Linked DNA regions of Mus musculus: region 2 is linked to region 1. The links are chromatin loops, found by intact Hi-C in ENCODE. Cell type or tissue: left cerebral cortex. All regions are shown on one strand. Each heading gives the region's core, and the rest is flanking DNA. Links, peaks and the distances in the headings are about the cores only.

Evidence for each region. Hi-C counts contacts between places; a loop is a spot of excess contacts. Peaks named below come from ENCODE experiments on the same cell type or tissue, not always from the same donor. Only the 100,000 strongest peaks of a DNase experiment are listed, where the experiment ranks them.
Region 2: a loop joins it to region 1, with 5 times the contacts of the local background. A loop is called at or near these places in 2 of 42 quality-filtered maps.

Annotation. Positions count from the first base shown.
Region 1 is chr14:52,254,009-52,262,342 of GRCm38, reverse strand. Chd8 (chromodomain helicase DNA binding protein 8) reads left to right here and starts at 4,583. Exons shown (of 38, transcript NM_201637.3): 1 at 4,583-4,665. It overlaps Rab2b (RAB2B, member RAS oncogene family), which reads left to right. Exons shown (of 8, transcript NM_172601.3): 8 at 1-584. In left cerebral cortex, for the core only: a CTCF peak has its summit at 4,363; DNase peaks (open chromatin) are centred at 3,815, 4,439, 5,247, 5,385 and 2 more places; H3K4me3 peaks cover 2,170 bases; H3K27ac peaks cover 2,064 bases.
Region 2 is chr14:51,095,023-51,103,356 of GRCm38, reverse strand. It overlaps Rnase4 (ribonuclease, RNase A family 4), which reads right to left and starts at 7,357. Exons shown (of 2, transcript NM_201239.3): 1 at 6,884-7,357. It overlaps Ang (angiogenin, ribonuclease, RNase A family, 5), which reads right to left and starts at 7,357. Exons shown (of 2, transcript NM_007447.3): 1 at 6,884-7,357; 2 at 1,348-1,971. The coding sequence starts at 1,953. The coding sequence ends at 1,516. In left cerebral cortex, for the core only: a CTCF peak has its summit at 4,834 (motif pointing right); DNase peaks (open chromatin) are centred at 6,961, 7,443, 7,656, 8,241 and 1 more place.

The sequences.
Region 1 (8,334 bases), core at 285-8,284:
CTACGTTATCCATATGTATATTTATTTGTATGTGTTTCACGTTATAAATGTTTTGTAGTGAACCCAGGGTGGGTGAGGGGGAAGCATCTGTCTCACATAGGCTGTAAGCTCTCTGAGAGCAGGCACCTGTCATCCCAGTCCATCCCACCGTTCCCTTACTGTACTCTGCAACTCACCATCTGGAATTAAGTGACATGCTTTAAAACTTAAGAGTTTAGAAGAAACAAAAGGCCTTAGAGTCATCTCTATGTAATTGTATCCTGGTTTCCCCATCTCCTTATCCTGATTTCTCATTGCTCTTCTGTCCTGCCTCACTGTAACTGCCTCCATTCTGTGCAGTCTACAGTAAGAATGCCTGCTTCCAAGACTCAGATACATAGGGACGTTTTTACCCGTTCCGTAGACTCTGTAACTGTCAGCCCAGTTTGCCTCTGCTGACTCCTGGCATCACCTCCTGGGACACTTGCTGTCTTTTTTACTTGTCTCATTTTCTTTCACAGCACTGAGGTCTCACCAAATTTTCTAATTTTTATTGTTAATGACCGTTTTACTATTAAATATATGCATGATCCAAGCTACTTTTATTTCATGTGTCATTTCTGACTATACCCTGAGTGTAAATGGATACTATCCTCCTAGAATATTGCATCAAAGATAATTCCTTCTTAGAATTGGTTTTATTCTGAATTCTGTTCCTTATAGTAGCAGTAAAGTTAACATTGTACCATAGGAAATGAGAGGTCATCTGGGCATTGAGCTGATTATGCTTCTGGTCTTTGGATTTTAACCCTACCTCATTCCACAAAGGTTTAGTGGTTGTTGAATTTATATTCAGCCTGTTTCTTTGTTTGTTTTGTTTTGTTTTGTTTTGTTTTGTTTTAACCAGGCACAAAACTGAGTATATAATTTAGTTCTTTTCATTTTTCCTTCATCCCTCCCTCATTTCTTTTCTCTCTTCCTTTCTTTTTAAGTCTGGTGAGGTAGCTTAGGCTATCCTAGAACTCCTGATCTTCCTGTGTTAGCCTCCTGAGTACTGAATGTGCCAATGCACCCATCAATGCTATAGTTTCTGTTGAAAAGTTCTTTACTGTTCAGATTTTTCTAGCAATTCACAAGCATTAGAGATAGTATTTTACCTATGGCTGTTACTCTTGGAGTGATGAAAGTGACCATCCTGACTTTTTTTTTTTTTTTGGAACGTAAAAACCTAATTCTCACACCTAGTATTATATTTTATAACCTTCCATACTTGATATTTTTCTTGTTTTGAAAAGAAACAAAAAGCTGTGGCTTATTATAAATTCATGACCTGAGTCAAGTGATAATGAATTAATACAAAAGCATCTCCCACCCCAATGTGCTGAATGGTAATTATGCGATATTTTGAAATCATGAACACTGAAAATCATATCATTTATAGCAACACATCAGTGTAGCTAGCAGAAACCACTGGGCCAGACACGCCCCTCCCACAATGCTTATAATGACTTCCTTTGTTGGTGGGTCTTATATTCTGTACCAGAAACTAACCAGAAGGATAATAGTCTCTTATTATAGAAACCATTAATAATTAGGATTATATCTCTGTGCATTTACACATAAACACATTAACAAATTTATACAGTGGTATTTAGAGCTAGGGAAGAATTTGCTCAGTATAGTCACAGCTCCTCATAAAATATTGACACAACACCCTTCCCCTTTGGTTTTGTTGGTCTTTTCTTTCTTTCTTTCTTTCTTTCTTTCTTTCTTTCTTTCTTTCTTTCTTTCTTTCTTTCTTCCTTCCTTCCTTCCTTCCTTCCTTCCTTCCTTCCTTCCTTTCTTTCTTTCTTTCTTTCTTTCTTTCTTTCTTTCTTTCTTTTTTTTTTTTAGGGCTGTCCTGGAACTCACTTTGTAGACCAGGCTGGCCTCAAACTCAGAAATCCACCTGTCTCTGCCTTCCAAATGCTGGGATTAAAGGCATTCGCCACCACTCCCCGCCTGCTGTTTTGTTTTTCAAGACACGATTTCTCTGTGTAGGCCTGGCTGTCCTGGAACTTGCTTTATAGAAGACCAGGCTGTCCTTGACCTCAGAGATCTACCTGCCTCTGGCTCCCTACTACTGGAATTAAAGGTATAGGCACAATTATGTTACTGCTTGAAAAATTATTTTAATCATTGAAATGTCTCTTTAAAAAGTGTATTTTAACGATGTTTGATGGGTGAGAGAGATAGATTAGGAGCTGAGCATGAACTGGTCATGCAGAGGACCAGAGTTCAGTTCCTTGCCACACATGTCCACTGTAATTCCAGTCCCAAGGGAAACCCACATCTCTGCTCTCTGGCCCAACCAGTGCTCATGCACATACATATACACAAAATTAAAAATATAATAGAAAAACTGTTTTCTTTGTGTACTCCTGGCTGTCCTGGAACTAGTTCTGTAGATCAGAGCTCAGAGATCGGCCTGCATCTGCCTCCCAAATCCTAGGATTAAAGGCGTGCCCTGCAATAAATCTCTCTCTCTCTTTTTTTTTTTTTTCTTTTTTGGTTTTTTAAGACAGGGTTTCTCCGTATAGCCCTGGCTGTCCTGGAACTCACTTTGTAGACCAGGCTGGCCTCGAACTCAGAAATCTGCCTGCCTCTGTCTCACGAGTGCTGGAATTAAAGGCGTGCGGCCACCACGCCCGGCTAATAAATCTCACTCACACACATTAAAATCTAAAAAATATATCTTTAAAAACAACAATGGGCTGGAGAGATGGCTCAGTGGTTAAGAGCACTGACTGCTCTTCCAAAGGTCCTGAGTTCAAATCCCAGCAACCACATGGTGGTTCACAACCATCTGTAATGAGATCTGATGCCCTCTTCTGGGGTGCCTGAAGACAGCTACAGTGTACTTACATATAATAAATAAATAAATCTTAAAAATAAGAAAAAGAAAATCTATGGGCAAACTGAGGCACATGAGTCAGAACCCTGGGCCTGATGTTCAGGGACCCTCTACTTTCATGTTAGCCCCAGGAGTCAGCGGGTCTCCCTATACCTCAGTTTCCCCAGAGGGAAGTAGCACAGCAAATATGGTTGTCTCTCCATCTATGATAGTCTAGTTCCAGGATCCCCCCAAACCACATGGATAACAAAATCTGTGGGCACCAAAGTCCCTCAGGAACAGAGATGTATATTTACAAACTACCTACACACGTTGTTCTCAACACTGCGATCATTTCTGATTCTACCTAAAACAGTGCGGGTGATGTGCAAATAGTTGACAAATTATATTGTTTAGGGAAAATGACAAGAGCAAAGTTTATAAAAATAAATAAATCTCTTTAAAAACAAATTTTGCAGGTTTTGCTGTGTTGCTCAAGCTTCCTTCAGGTTTGTTTGTTTGTTTGGGGGGGGGGGGTTGGTTCAAGACAGGGTTTCTCTGTGTAGCCCAGGCTGTCCTGGAACTCACTTTGTAGACCAGGCTGGCTTCGAAATCAGAAATCCGCCTGCCTCTGCTTCTCGAGAGCTGGGATTAAAAGCCTGCACCACCACGCCCGGCTTCCTCGAGTTTTCTAATACTGGTATTTAAACAAACAAACAACAACCAAAAAACCCTTCTTGTATGGAAATGTAGTCGGCAGAACTTTAGAAAATGCAGGAACACCTTTCTCAGTGTAGTTTGACCTATGGTGAAATTTTGCTTCTTTCCAGAATAAATGACTCCGTCAGTGTACCTCTGATAAGTCTTGTTTCCCAGTGTGTATTCGTGCGTAGTAATTGGAACTATTGGTAAATTTAAGGTCCTTTGCTTTTTAAGTGAAATTCCTCACTCCCGATATTACTAAATGACTCAGAATTTTGGGTTGCTAAAATCGGAACACTGGTCTAGGGCGTGGTAGCTCATGCCTCAAATACCATATCTCTGTGTTTAACGCCAGCCTGATATATTGAGACCCTGTCTCAAAAAAACAAACAAAACTCTAATACTGGAAAATCTGAAACGTGCATAGATAAGCAAGTAGAATGGCTATAAAACCCGTGTCGATTATGTGTTGATAATCCTGCTTGTCAAGGATCACCCTAGAAGTGGCATTCAGAAAAACTGATCGTTGGCTTCTTTGATAAACCAGCATCATTCCTACGTTTAAGAGGTGGTGGGGCTTGTTTCCAGTCTTGTTCAACGTTTTTCCAGAGTTCCTCCCCATGACTGACAGGCATCCTGAGTACATGAGAGGAGGGCATGTAGGGGCTGGACCAAAACGGACCAACAGAACTCCAAAAAGGCCTTCACATTCCTATACGTAATCGTGGGAGATCACCAAGCCAGTCGACCCAAGATGGCCTCCCGAGACAGGTAGCAGGTGCTGTCCGGGTTTGCAGCGCCCCCAGCGGCGGGGGTCAGAGGCCTGGCCTGCCAGCCCGCCGCCCGCTCCGATTTCCAAGCAGGCATATCTGCGGTTGCCTACGTACCCTTCCCAGCCTCAGGCCCTCCCAGCCTTCGGAGACTTCCTGGATGGCGCCCGGCTCCGGCCACGCCATTGGTAGATGGAGGGCGGTGGGCGGGCCCAGGCGCATGGAGGACTAGCAAGCTTGCTTGCGGCGAGGGCTGGCCGTGCTCCGCCGGAAGGCGCCTTGTTCTCCCGGACGGTGGGTTGCAACTCTTGCCCAGGGAAGGAAGCCGCAGGACTGGCTCAGGTAAGCCTGCGGCACGCGCGGCTCCACCAAGCCTCGTCGGAGCCTGGGCGGGTAGTGGGTGGGGTAACAACGTCCTCGCTTGCTCGCTCGCTCGCACCCATGCGGGTGCAGCGCCGAGCGGTGATCAGGTGCGGGATGCTCGGGGCTGAACCACTCTCCTTTGTGAGAGGCAGGCGCTGGGGACCGGACGGGCCGCGGGGCCGTGCTGGGACGGGCCGCGAGGGAGCTGCTAGGGCCAGCGTGGAGTTTTGGAGCTTGTCATGGCACTGCTGGGCGAGGCGCACATTCGAGACAGTTGCCTTTTTCTTCTTCCTCCTTTCCCAAGAAGAAAAACTCCCCTGCTCGGTTAGGTTACTCCATACGTTGGAGTCAGAAGTGCGAGGCCAGGGTTTTAGTTTGTTTTGGCTGGATTCTTTTTCCCTCTCCTCTCTTATCTTTAATGTTTTTAGTAAATGTGGGTAGGGAAGCCTGAGGTGAACGTGTTCGGATTTATTATGTTCCCAATTTCTGCGGGGCTGTTGCAAAGTAGAGGTGACGAGGAAACGAACAGCACAAGTCTTGTGTCTTCCTTGACAGGTCTGCAGAGCTCTTTGGTTTTCTGACACATTATGTAAACTCTTCACTAGAGGAGGACTGCCTCTTGGCGAATATTATTTAAAATTTGTTTTGGTTTTTTTGTGTCTTAATTTACCTGTTTCTAGTCGGCTTGCCATTGCTGCAGCTGTGCATACGCAGCAGCGCCTCTTTAAGGGGCAGTCCTGACGTCGTTAAAGGCTTCCCAGAGGAGGTATGTAGTGAACCAGTCTTCGCAGTGAGTGAGCAAAGTGAGCCAGAAGTCGGATTTTAAACGCTACGTAATTTTCTTTCAAAAGATAGACACAGTGAGACATCTCAGACACGAGTGAGGACCTTGCTTTAGCGATTTTGCTGCATTCTGCCATCACATCGATGTCCACAGAATCTCTGTTCTGAGTTTGTTAACTCAGAGACTGGCTTAGTGCCAACTGAGGTCGTTTTGGGGGGGCACATCAGATTCTAGGACATGGATTTGCAATTTGAATGTTTCCCTTATGTTGTTGCTGTTGTTTCTTTTGAAAGGATATCTGGCTTTCCATTTGTAGACCAGGTTGGCCTCTAACTCACTGAGATCTTCCTGCCTCTGCCTGGATTAAAGGCGTGCACCTCTGGCCCCTGCTGGGATATTGTCTTTTTGATTACAGAGTGTCTTCTGCCTAAAAATATCTTTTTATGGTCACCCTGCAGGTTCCACAAGTTGTAATCAATTTCTTAGGGCAGGAAGTGGGCAACTTCTTCTTCTTTTTTTTTTTTTTTTTTTTTTTGTTAACTTGTTTTTCCTTGGGTGTCATATCTTTTAGTAATGCTGGCCATTTGGGGCTGGGGGGGGGGGCTCTGAGATGAAGGATCCCACCACAACCCCTGATTATTTTACTTTGGTTTTTTGGAAACAGTCTCTCATAGTCCAGCTTGGCCTCCAACTCACTAATGACTTTGAAACCTTGGTCTTTATATCTCTACCTCCCAAGTTCTCAGATTATACAAATTCACTACTACCAAAATCTTGAAAATGGAAAACATTACTTGAACTGTCTTAGTTATTCCAGCTGTTAAGATAATAAAGGTTATGATAAGAAATACAGCAGAGTTCTACTTAAAAGCTGTTGCAAGTCAGAGTGGTATGACAAAGACTACCAGACAAGGCAAAGGATACTGGTCAGAGAGGAGAGAGACACACACACACAGAGACAGAAGAGACACCACCCGTCTGAACCCTCCCCACACCAAATAAAGGAGAAAGAGAAAAAGGCTCAACGAAGGCTTAAAGCTGTAATCTCAGAAGCGCAGGAATAAAGGATTTGGTGGAGGAATGCATAAATTAAGCTCTTGTCTTCCAAGTGTTTAATCTGTGTAGCTGGCTCTTTGATTTTTGTTTTTTCTTTCTTTTTTTTTTTTTTTTTTTTTTTGTTTTCCCCCAATTCTCAAACTGACCAGATCCTTTTAGAAGTAGATGGAGAATATAGCTGCTGAGCTGATTTTGTATTGCCAGAAGACATCCATGTAGTATTTCCTAGGACAACCTCTTCTGCAGTGCTTCCGGATGATGGGGCTTGATACCCACTGGGGACTGGGGCAGAGTTTTGTGTTAAAAATGACTTTTGTGTGAAGGAGCAGTTTCTGTTAGGTAAGAGAGGGTGGTGAGAGGATTCTTTAAGGGAAACTTTTATATATGTCACCTTTGAAAAGAGAATTTGCTTAAGCCATACTGTGACTGAGGGTTAATTTAAGGGTTTCTGTTACGGGATGAATAAGCTTTAATGCTTTTATCCGTGGAAGAACTACCGCATTCAGATGAATGTTAAATGGCTTTGTGAAATCATCCACAGCCCTGAAATATTTCTCTCTTCTGAGCTTAAATTCAGCCTAATACTTGGGGAAAAAACAAAAGACAAAATAAAAACCTTTGCCCTGAAGCCTTGGGCTCAGCAGTAGGAGTCACCATATATTCTGCTTGCTTGTCATCTTGACTCTGCTCTCAGCATTTCCCATGGCCTCTCCCAGTTCTTCTATGGCCGTTCTGGTGTTTACTATCTCTTTTCTTTGGCCTTTGACTCTCGAGTAGGTACGTGTTCATGTTTCCTATGTCACTCAGTTATGTTTTGTTCCTCCAGAGTGATTTCTGCAGCATTCCTGGTCTTCCTTTTAGGGTTTTGTCTACTTTTGTCTAGGACCTAAGTGACAGTTGTATTTTTATGTAACAGACAGCAGCTATTTTCTATTGCCTAAAAACTTTATCCAGCTATGTACTGTGCCTTATCCAACTATTTGCTGCATTCCAGATGTGGTCCTAGATAACCTCTTCCCCTTTAACTTTGCAGTTTGCTCTATGTGTAGCTATGCAATCAAATTTAGCTCTCTTTGTGTTTTCTTGGTCTACATTTTAAATTTTTCACTGCAAGAGGTGAGGGATATAACTTGGTAGAGTGATTGCTGAGCATATACATACAATGGGTTAAATTCCAATAATACCTAAAAAGCCCCCAAAACCTAAAAGTAAACTTCTTGTGTATTTGTCTTATGCAATATGTCTACCTCTGCATAGTTACAAATGTTTATAGTGTGACGGGGCAGTGGTGGTACATGCCTTTAATCCCAGTACTTGGGAGGCAAAGGCAGGCGCATTTCTGAGTTTGAGGTCAACCTGGTCTACAGAGTGAGTTCCAGGACAGCCCCGGGCTACACAGAGAAACCCTGTCTCGAAAACACCAAAAAAAAAAAAAAAAAAAAAAAAAAAAGAAAGAAAGAAAGGTAAATAAATAGTGTTTATAGTTTGAACTACAGAGCGGTCAGTACCTGAGGTTTCTTTTAAAGCTGTTCTGAGCAGTTCTGTAGGTAATTTTCTCTTAATTTTTTTTGATAATTTCATACTTGAATACTATATTTATGTAATTTCCATCCTTCTTCTCTTCCTCCTATTCTCCCCATGTTCCCTCACGTTATTGACCTCCTCCTCTTTAATTATTGATACATATATGTATATGTGTATGTGTATATGTGTGTGTATATGTGTATATGTATGTATGTGAGTATAAACCTACTGAGTCCATTCAGTGCTGTTTGTGTTACATGGACTCAGGACTGACTCTGGGACTG
Region 2 (8,334 bases), core at 258-8,257, 1.2 Mb after region 1:
GCTTGCCTTCAAAGTTGCGGCTCTGGATCACACACGCCACTGAAATGGCTTAGGGTTTACTCTATTCTACTTCAAGCCCATGCTTTGATAAGTGATAATTGCCCGTATCAAAGGAAAGCACTAATGGGAACAAAAGGGAGACACTCAATGGGAAAAAAAGGGGGGGGGATTTAAGGGGCTCTGAGAAGAGGAAGAAACCCCTTACTTGGCAATCTGGCAAGCAAATATTCTATCATAATGAGCAACTGCTTAAGGCCTTCACCCTTTGCCAGGAGTAAGCTTGCACTTTTCAAGAATGAAGAAGAAACCTTCTTTTCAAAAAGATGTGTACTAAACCCCTTATGCAACCCTGGTGGAACTTGATTCTACCTTTGCAAATTATAATTCCACCCAAGACACTCCCCGAGCCACCATATGATCCCACATAGGGATCAAAAGATAAAAAGGGGTCGTGAGGTGGCTCAGCACTTAGGACACTTGCTGTTCTTGTAGAGGACCTAGGTTTGGACCCCAGCATTCACCATGACCATCTGTAACTCCAGGTCAGGGGACCCAACACCTCTTCTGACCTCCCTGGGCACCAGACACACATGTGGTGCCCATGCAGACATGCAGACAAAACACATATAGTAAAACAAAATGCACATAAAATAAGTAATATTCTAAACAGAGAGAAAGAAGAAAGGAGGGATGTCCTTTCGACCTTTTAAGGTGTGGCTTGAGAGACATTGTACATATGACCAATATGAAGGTAACTATGTACTACTCTCTGTTGGGGAGTCCATACCTACACTTGGGTATGTCTCGCTCCCTAACTGCCTCTCTCACAACCTTTCTGTTGACAACCCAGACAAGTCAGAATTATCACTGATAAAAGTCTCCAACTCTGCTTCATGAAGGCTGGTATCGATTTTTTTTTTCTGTGTGAAACTATGAATCTGGTTTGGCCAGAGTTGAGGTCCTTAAAAACATTAAGGGGATGCATTAGGTTGCTGAGGATGACAGCTGTCCCCTGGGTGCTGACGGTCTCAGGCCGTACAGGAGGAGACGGCAGGGGGATACCCTTGGTGTGCTTGGTGTGCTCTTGATCCTAAACTCCTTTCCAAAGGGCTCCTTTAGTGACCTATTACTTAATAGACAACTTGGCTCTTTTTTAATTCCCTGTCCTGTCTGTAAATCAATTTAGCATCCACAGCACCATAAAAAGATGAAATCTACCCTCCCCATGACTAGCAGGTAAGGAAGAATATCTCTCTGTGTCCCAGCCCCTTTCCCCTGGGATACAGCAAGAAGAGAAAACAGGAAAAGCTAAATTTACTGGGAACTAGTGATCTTCCAGACTGACTCTTAATGGCTTTTGAGACATCTTTATTTCTGTGCATTGCAAATCAGGAGACATATGTTTTAGATAGTTCGTTTTTCTGGCCCCTGACAATGAACGATGGAACCAGTGTTCTGGGCTATGAGGGGAGATAAAAAGAAAACATAGCTAGGTCTGTGCCAGGGGCCTGCTGACTATAGACTGAAAAACGACTCATCGAAGTGGACAGGCAAACCATTCTCACAGGCAATAACAACATGTCTGAACCCTGCAGAGGCTCGGTACTGGCATGGAGGTCGGGGAGACCCTCCTGTGTGCTTGCAAGTGGTGACCTGGAAGGGAGACTTGCTCATTCTTAAGTTTTCTCTGTAAGGGCTTCCATTCGCTCCACAGATGGCCTTGATGTTGCTCTTGTTGCCATGGATAAAGGTGTTGACATCTTTGCAGGGTGAGGTTAGGCTTCTTCTCTTCATCATACGTTCACAGTATCTGTCGTCCCGGCCCTTTGGCTTGGCGTCATGGTGCTGAGTCAGGAATTTTGTGTACCTGGAGTCATCCTGAGCCAGAGTGGGAGGGATCACAACCAGACCCAGCACGAAGATCAAGAACAACGGGCCTGGGCTTATCGCCATCTCTTCCAACAGAGATTCCTGCCAAGGGCAAAAAAGCAGGAGTGGTCGGCTGTAGAACCACTTTCTAACTTAGACTAAGTGGGTGGAGACTTTCCTTTCTGAAAGAGCATGATAAAACAGTGTCCTCAGCTACCTAATTCCATCTTGGCCTTGGCCTTCCTAACAGACTCCATGGCGCAGCCATCTTTCTCTATTCCTTAGGTTCACCATCATCCATAGTATAACAGAATCTATTTATATTCTTAATTCACCTATTACTTAACTTGATAACAAACATTACCCAAGTCCTATTGGGCCCAGAAACTGTGCTAGATCCTAGGGCATAAAGACATTTAATATATATACCAAGGACAGGTGCAGTATGTGTCAGTAAGGTCCAGCTACTTAGGAAATAGAGACAGAAGGATTGCTTGAATCCTGAAGTTCCACCCTAGCTGGATAATGTACAAGACTTTGGGTTTTTTGGGTTGAGAGAAGGGGGTGGTCAAGGAAGAAGAAAGAAAGACAGAAAAGCACAGAACAGAAATGTGGCATCCATTGGGGAGGCATGGGGGTTCCTGAGGCAAGATGGATCATAACACAGGAGCTGAGAGCCAATGACTTGTGGGGATCAAGAACACAGGACAGCCCATGCCCCAAGGCTGGGGACTCCAGGCAGTCGCTCAGTTCCACATTAATGATGAAAGCTGTAGAGATCACCTTGGGATGAAGGGTGCAGGTCTACTTCTCCCAGAGGGCAGAGTTGCTATGCAGTGCATAGGGAGAATGGAACACGTTGTGTGGTACCTGAAGTGGGTCTAGAAGAAGCTCTTAGAGAGCAAAATGGGGAACTCAAGCTTCATCTTCAGAGGCTCTTCGGATGATCTGAGAGAATATTTTCTAGTGTCTCCCATGTTTGTAATACTGCTAACATAGGCAAATGATCTGACAGTGTTGTAAAACAAAACACAAAACAAAACTGAGATCTCTTCATGAAGGCAAGGGACTTAAATTTTTCTGTAAGATCTTTCTGAAGAGGAGAAGAGAGGAGATTCCTACCATCACCTCCCAGAGTTCTCAGTTTACCCTGCACCACATACATCCAGCATAGGATCAAAGGTGTCTTCTGCTGGAGTTTGACCTTCGTATGGACTTTTAAATTGTTATTTCTTAGGAAATTTGAAAATTTGAGAACTGGGAGATAATAAGGAGATAATAAAGCAATTTCTGATAATATCCTTAGTCTTTGAGAAAATAGAAAAAGATCATCCTGAGACATAAAAACCCTGCTCATGGTGGGGCTGCAGAGATGGCTCAGCAGTTAAAAGTGTATATTACTCTTCAGAGGGCCTGAGTTCCGGTCCCAGCACCCACACTAAGCTGCTCACATCCACTAGCAACTCAGGCTCCAAGGAATCTAGTGCCTCTGGCTTCTGTGGGCACCAGGAATTCTCTTACACATATCTGCCCACAGAAACAGACACACATGCATACACTTAATTTAAAATAGTAAAAATAAAACTTAAAAAAGTTCACCACAGGGAAGAAATGGCCAAGTAAGTAAAAAGTCGGGCTCGATGACAAGCACTTGTAATCCTGCTGCTGTGGAGGTAGAAACACGAGGATCCCTACCAGCCAGCATTGTAATTGGTGAGGTTCAGGTCCCAGAAAACATGGTACATGGTACACGGCTTCTGAGAAACACACAAACCTGCACCTCCACACAGAACCCCACCATATCAGATGACCATGAGTGCCCCTACACTTAGCAGGAGAAATCAACTTTTATGTTTTGATTTTTTTTTGTTTTGTTTTACTTTGAGACAGGGTCTTGCTATGTAGCCCAGGCTGGGCCCAAACTCTTGATCTTCCTTAAGAACTACCACACCCAGTTTATGTGGTTCTAGGGAGGTGGAGCCAGAAGAATTGGAAGTTCAAGGTCATCTTGGGCTCTATAGCCAAATCAAGGACAGCCTGGGATACAGGAGACCTTGTCTGTAAATAAATAAATGCAGGGAATGTTGCATCTTTCAGCCAGCCTAAGGAAATGTTAGTTAAGGAGAAAATCAGCTCCAAGTAAGTTTTATTTTGTTTTTGCCCTGCATTTTGTTTCTCAGCTGCATTAAGTTAACCATTAATTTTATTTTGTGTCTTTCTCATGTGTAAGTCTGAATACTTACTTTTACTGTGTGTGTGTGTGTGTGCGCGCGCGCGCGCGTGCGTGCGTGTGCATGTGTCTGTTTGTAGAAGGCTGAGGTCCTGGCCCTCAGCCTATAATCTGGTCAGTAGTGCAGAGTCAGGAGTATAGCTTGGAATCTAGGAGGTCAGGGGTCTAAGGCTCTACTGAGCATGTGTAAGTCAGGTGATGGAGTGGGAAGTGAACTGCCCTTCTAATTAGCATCTGACACTAGCCCATCCTTTCTGTTTCATGATAACCACAGACTCAGAATAAGGCTATAAAGAACACCAAATTCTCGGTCATTTCACAGCGCTGAAATAACAAACTTCCATAAAGCATAGAAGATTATGATCTGTAACAGAATCCAATGTGAGTGTGTGTGTGTGTGTGTGTGTGTGTGTGTGTGTGTGTGTGTGTGTGTTTCGTTTATTGAGAAGAGATGGTGCACAAGTGCAGAAGGCACAGCCACCCCTAAAGAGTTACCAGCATTTCCGTGTGGCAACTGCTTCACCAGAGCTGCCGGGCTGCATGACACCCAGTTGCTGAGCTCTTTATGTTGTCTTGGGATGCTCTTCCCTAGATGTGATTTCTCTTTTAAAAGGAGGAAGATCTGGGTGTGATGCTGCATGCATGCCTGCAATCTCAGAGCAGGCAAGGAGGACCTGGGCAGGTTTAGGGACTAGCCTGGCTACCTCCAACCTAAACAAACAAAATAACAAGAGCTGGTAATACTCAAAAGGATCAGCAGGTGGCAGCAGTGGATAGGGATGTTGCCATTCAGTAGCAGGACTGTTGGCTCTTGTGAAGATGCCAACCTATACTTAAACCCAGGTTGCGGGGAATGGGAACTGGTAGGCTCACTCAGAGTGCCTAAAGTTGCCAGGCTCTGGGTATTTAGGACACCAAAGCAAAAGCAATAATGTGGAGGATCCTAATGCTAAGGCTATCATATAGCAAACAGTTACCAGCTATTGGGTTTCATGGCTGCTGTTTCCAAACACACCATGTGATCTTAGGGAAACAACCATATACCTGTCCATACTTCCTTCTGCTCTATAATCTACAGCTGACAGGGATCTGTATTCTTTACTTGAATCATAATGCTGGCTTCACAGCAGGCTCTCAATATCTCTCTGATAGTTTCCTTCCTTTTTCTCTTTAGGCCTATGCTTTACCATCCATAAATGAGAGGGGTTCCAGCTTTGAAAGTGTATGGTTCTTACTAAGCTAATGGATTCTTTACCGGTTTCAGGAGCCAAATCTAGCAACACTGGAATTGCAGCGGCAAATTTATATAACCTTAGTTGATGATACAAGGTACCAACTGGAAGAAATCGGTGATGGGTGACCTTGGTCCAGTCTCACTGAAACACATCTTCCCTGAAGGATCTCTGGGTAAGCCAAGGCTCTGTACCATGAACACTACATAGGGGGGTCTTCATCCTAAAAAGATACTTGCTATTTAGACTTTGAAAGCTCTCAGGCCTATGTGGCCAGGAAAGGGGTTACTTGCTTCTAATTTGCAGAAATTCCACATTAATTTTTACCAACTCACCCAATGCAGTCTCTCATAATGGTTTCTCTAAAACACCCAGGGAGCAACTTCCAGCAGAACACCTCAACCACCAGTGTCTACTGTCCACTCCCTTGAAACTGTCTCACTGTGTGTTTAACTCTAACACTCCCCCCAAAGCCAGACAAGGTATAATTGTGAGAAAACAAGCGAGAGTGTTATTGTTAGAGAGTGCAGGTGTAAATCTGCCATGGCCAAAGGTACTGAACCTTAGTCGCATACACAACAATGACTGTCATTCGGATTTCTGCAGTGGAATAGTTCCAACTCTTGTGCAGACTCAGTTTACCCATTCTTAACCAGGTAGTGCTCACAGGAATCCGGGTTGGCAGTGCTATGTAGACTAGACATGTAGCAAACTACCTGCAGCTGGGGTGGCAATGTGATAAACACCCTTCTCCTAGGTATACTCTCCCTACTTTGTGTATCTTCATAACAGTCCAACTGGACTAGAACACCCTGTGCCTGGTCTTCCTCCTGTCTTTCCTCCTTTCTCCCCTCAACCTAGCATCTTTTGATCTTGGTTCATGTTCCTCTTTGTTTTTAAGGAGCGTCCATAACTTTTTCTTTTTTCTTCCTTCTTTTTTTTTTTTAGGAAAGAATTGAGTAGGAAATACTGCTGAAAGTACTTCCTGATTCCGGGTTTTCCTTTTTTTTTTTTTTTTTTTTTTTTCTTTTCTTTTCTTTCCTTTTTCTTTTTGGAGACAGGCTTTCTCTGGGTAGCCCTGGCTGTCCTGGAACTCACTTTATAGACCAGACTGGCCTTGAACTCAGAGATCTGCCTGCCTCTACCACCCCAGTGCTGAAATTAAAGGTGTGGACCACCACCACCAGACTCGGGGTTTTCCTTATTATTCCTGCCAAGCCAAGCTTGTTATGGAGGAAACACGACAGATCACATGCCCTTCTGCAAATGGCTTCCTAAGCCTTTGGGGGCTTTTAATCACAATTGAAGAAACCCTCCTATATCTCCATCTCCTTGATCGAAATCCCATTAATTGCTTCCCAGATACAAACCACACCAAATAATCCTGTTTTCATTTTAAATTTTAACTCTTACTCGTTTTCTTTTTAATGTGCAAGTTTGAGTCCAGAAAGCGTAAGGGGTGTTAGTCAGTTTCACTAAAATAGATGAACTGCTAGAAAGAGCACAGAGGAAAAGAAGCAGAGAGTTGAACACCCACAAGGAAGAATCTTACCAAAGCTGGCCAGCTTTCCTCCGACTGGGAATGTGTCCAGCTGCGTGCTCCTGGAGACAGGGTCCTGCGGTGTGAAGCTAGAGGCTCCTCACAGGCTGGTAATATACAGTGCTCATGTGACGGGGTGGGGAGAACCTATCTAAGGATCTTTACTTTGGCAGCGACTTGTAAACCAAGGCCACTAATCATGGGCAAACAAGGAGTCATTCACCTTTCCCCTGAGCATGCCTGGGTCAAATATTAACCACCTGGTGGACCACACATCTCTTTCAGCAATGATAATGTTTGCTAAGCACGGCCTTTTGTTCCTAAGCTGCCTCTTTCCTTATGTGTATGGTCCTTATCCTTGCTCAGGGTAGGACTGAAGTTTCACTGTGCATATGCCATAGATCCAAAAACATATTATCCCTGACGTTCAGGCCAACTTCAGGAACTACTTTGAAAGAAGTCTAAAGGAAGGAGTGAGGCAACTGTGCCCCCACCTCTCCAACCCCCAGAAATACACACAGCACTTCCTGGGCTCCTCCTCCCTCTGTCCATCCTCTGGAGAAAAAAGAATATATATTTATGGCTACTCAGCTTCCTGTTCTTTAAAGCACAGTTGCAAAACCAGCTGTCTACATCTAAGCATTATGGGAACCAAGTACAGAAGAAATTATGCATGTCTGCTCTGCTTATGAGGTAACTCTAAGATCGAAGAGTAGACAAGCCACGGGGTCAGACTTCTAAAACCCAGAAAGTACACAGTGAGGTAGTGAAGAAATCTACTAGAATTGTTCTAACAGATTCATCTTCAAGGCTGGACAGATCGCTCAGTGGTTGCAGGCACTTACTCAGGTTCAGTTCTCAGACCCACATGGCAGTTCCCAACCATATGTAGTGATGCCTTCATCTGGTCTCCCTGGGCATTGCATATGTGTGGTACACAGACATACATGCAGATAAATAAATACATACAATTTTAAAAGTTGCCATACATTTATCTTGTATATAGGGCAAAGTTGCAATATTTTAGCTCCTTGTCAATTTCTAGATTTTGCTCCATCATTGTGTAGATATTTATGTGTGATTTAAGCTGTACTAATTTCTAAAAGCAAAAATAGGGATGGGAGACCTACAGGTTGTCAGCGGAGTAGAGGTGGAGGCAGGGGCAAAGCATCTCTCACTGTGTGGAAGCGTGCTGGGGATGTCTGAGGTGAGTCTGGGCACAAAAAAAAAAAAAAAAAAAAAAAAACGAGAGCATCAGCTGACTCGCCGTAGCAGGAGGAAGAATTCAGCACTCCAGCATCTTCAGACTCCCTCAGCAAGGCTGGTCCTCTGTGTGGCAGGAACAGGGAACCCTCAGAAAGCAGCAAAAATGCAAGCAGGCAGCTTTGGGGCGCTGACTTGCAGACATGTTCACACCCGGACTTGGGAACACTTGGGGAAGACTGCACTGGTATAAAGGACCC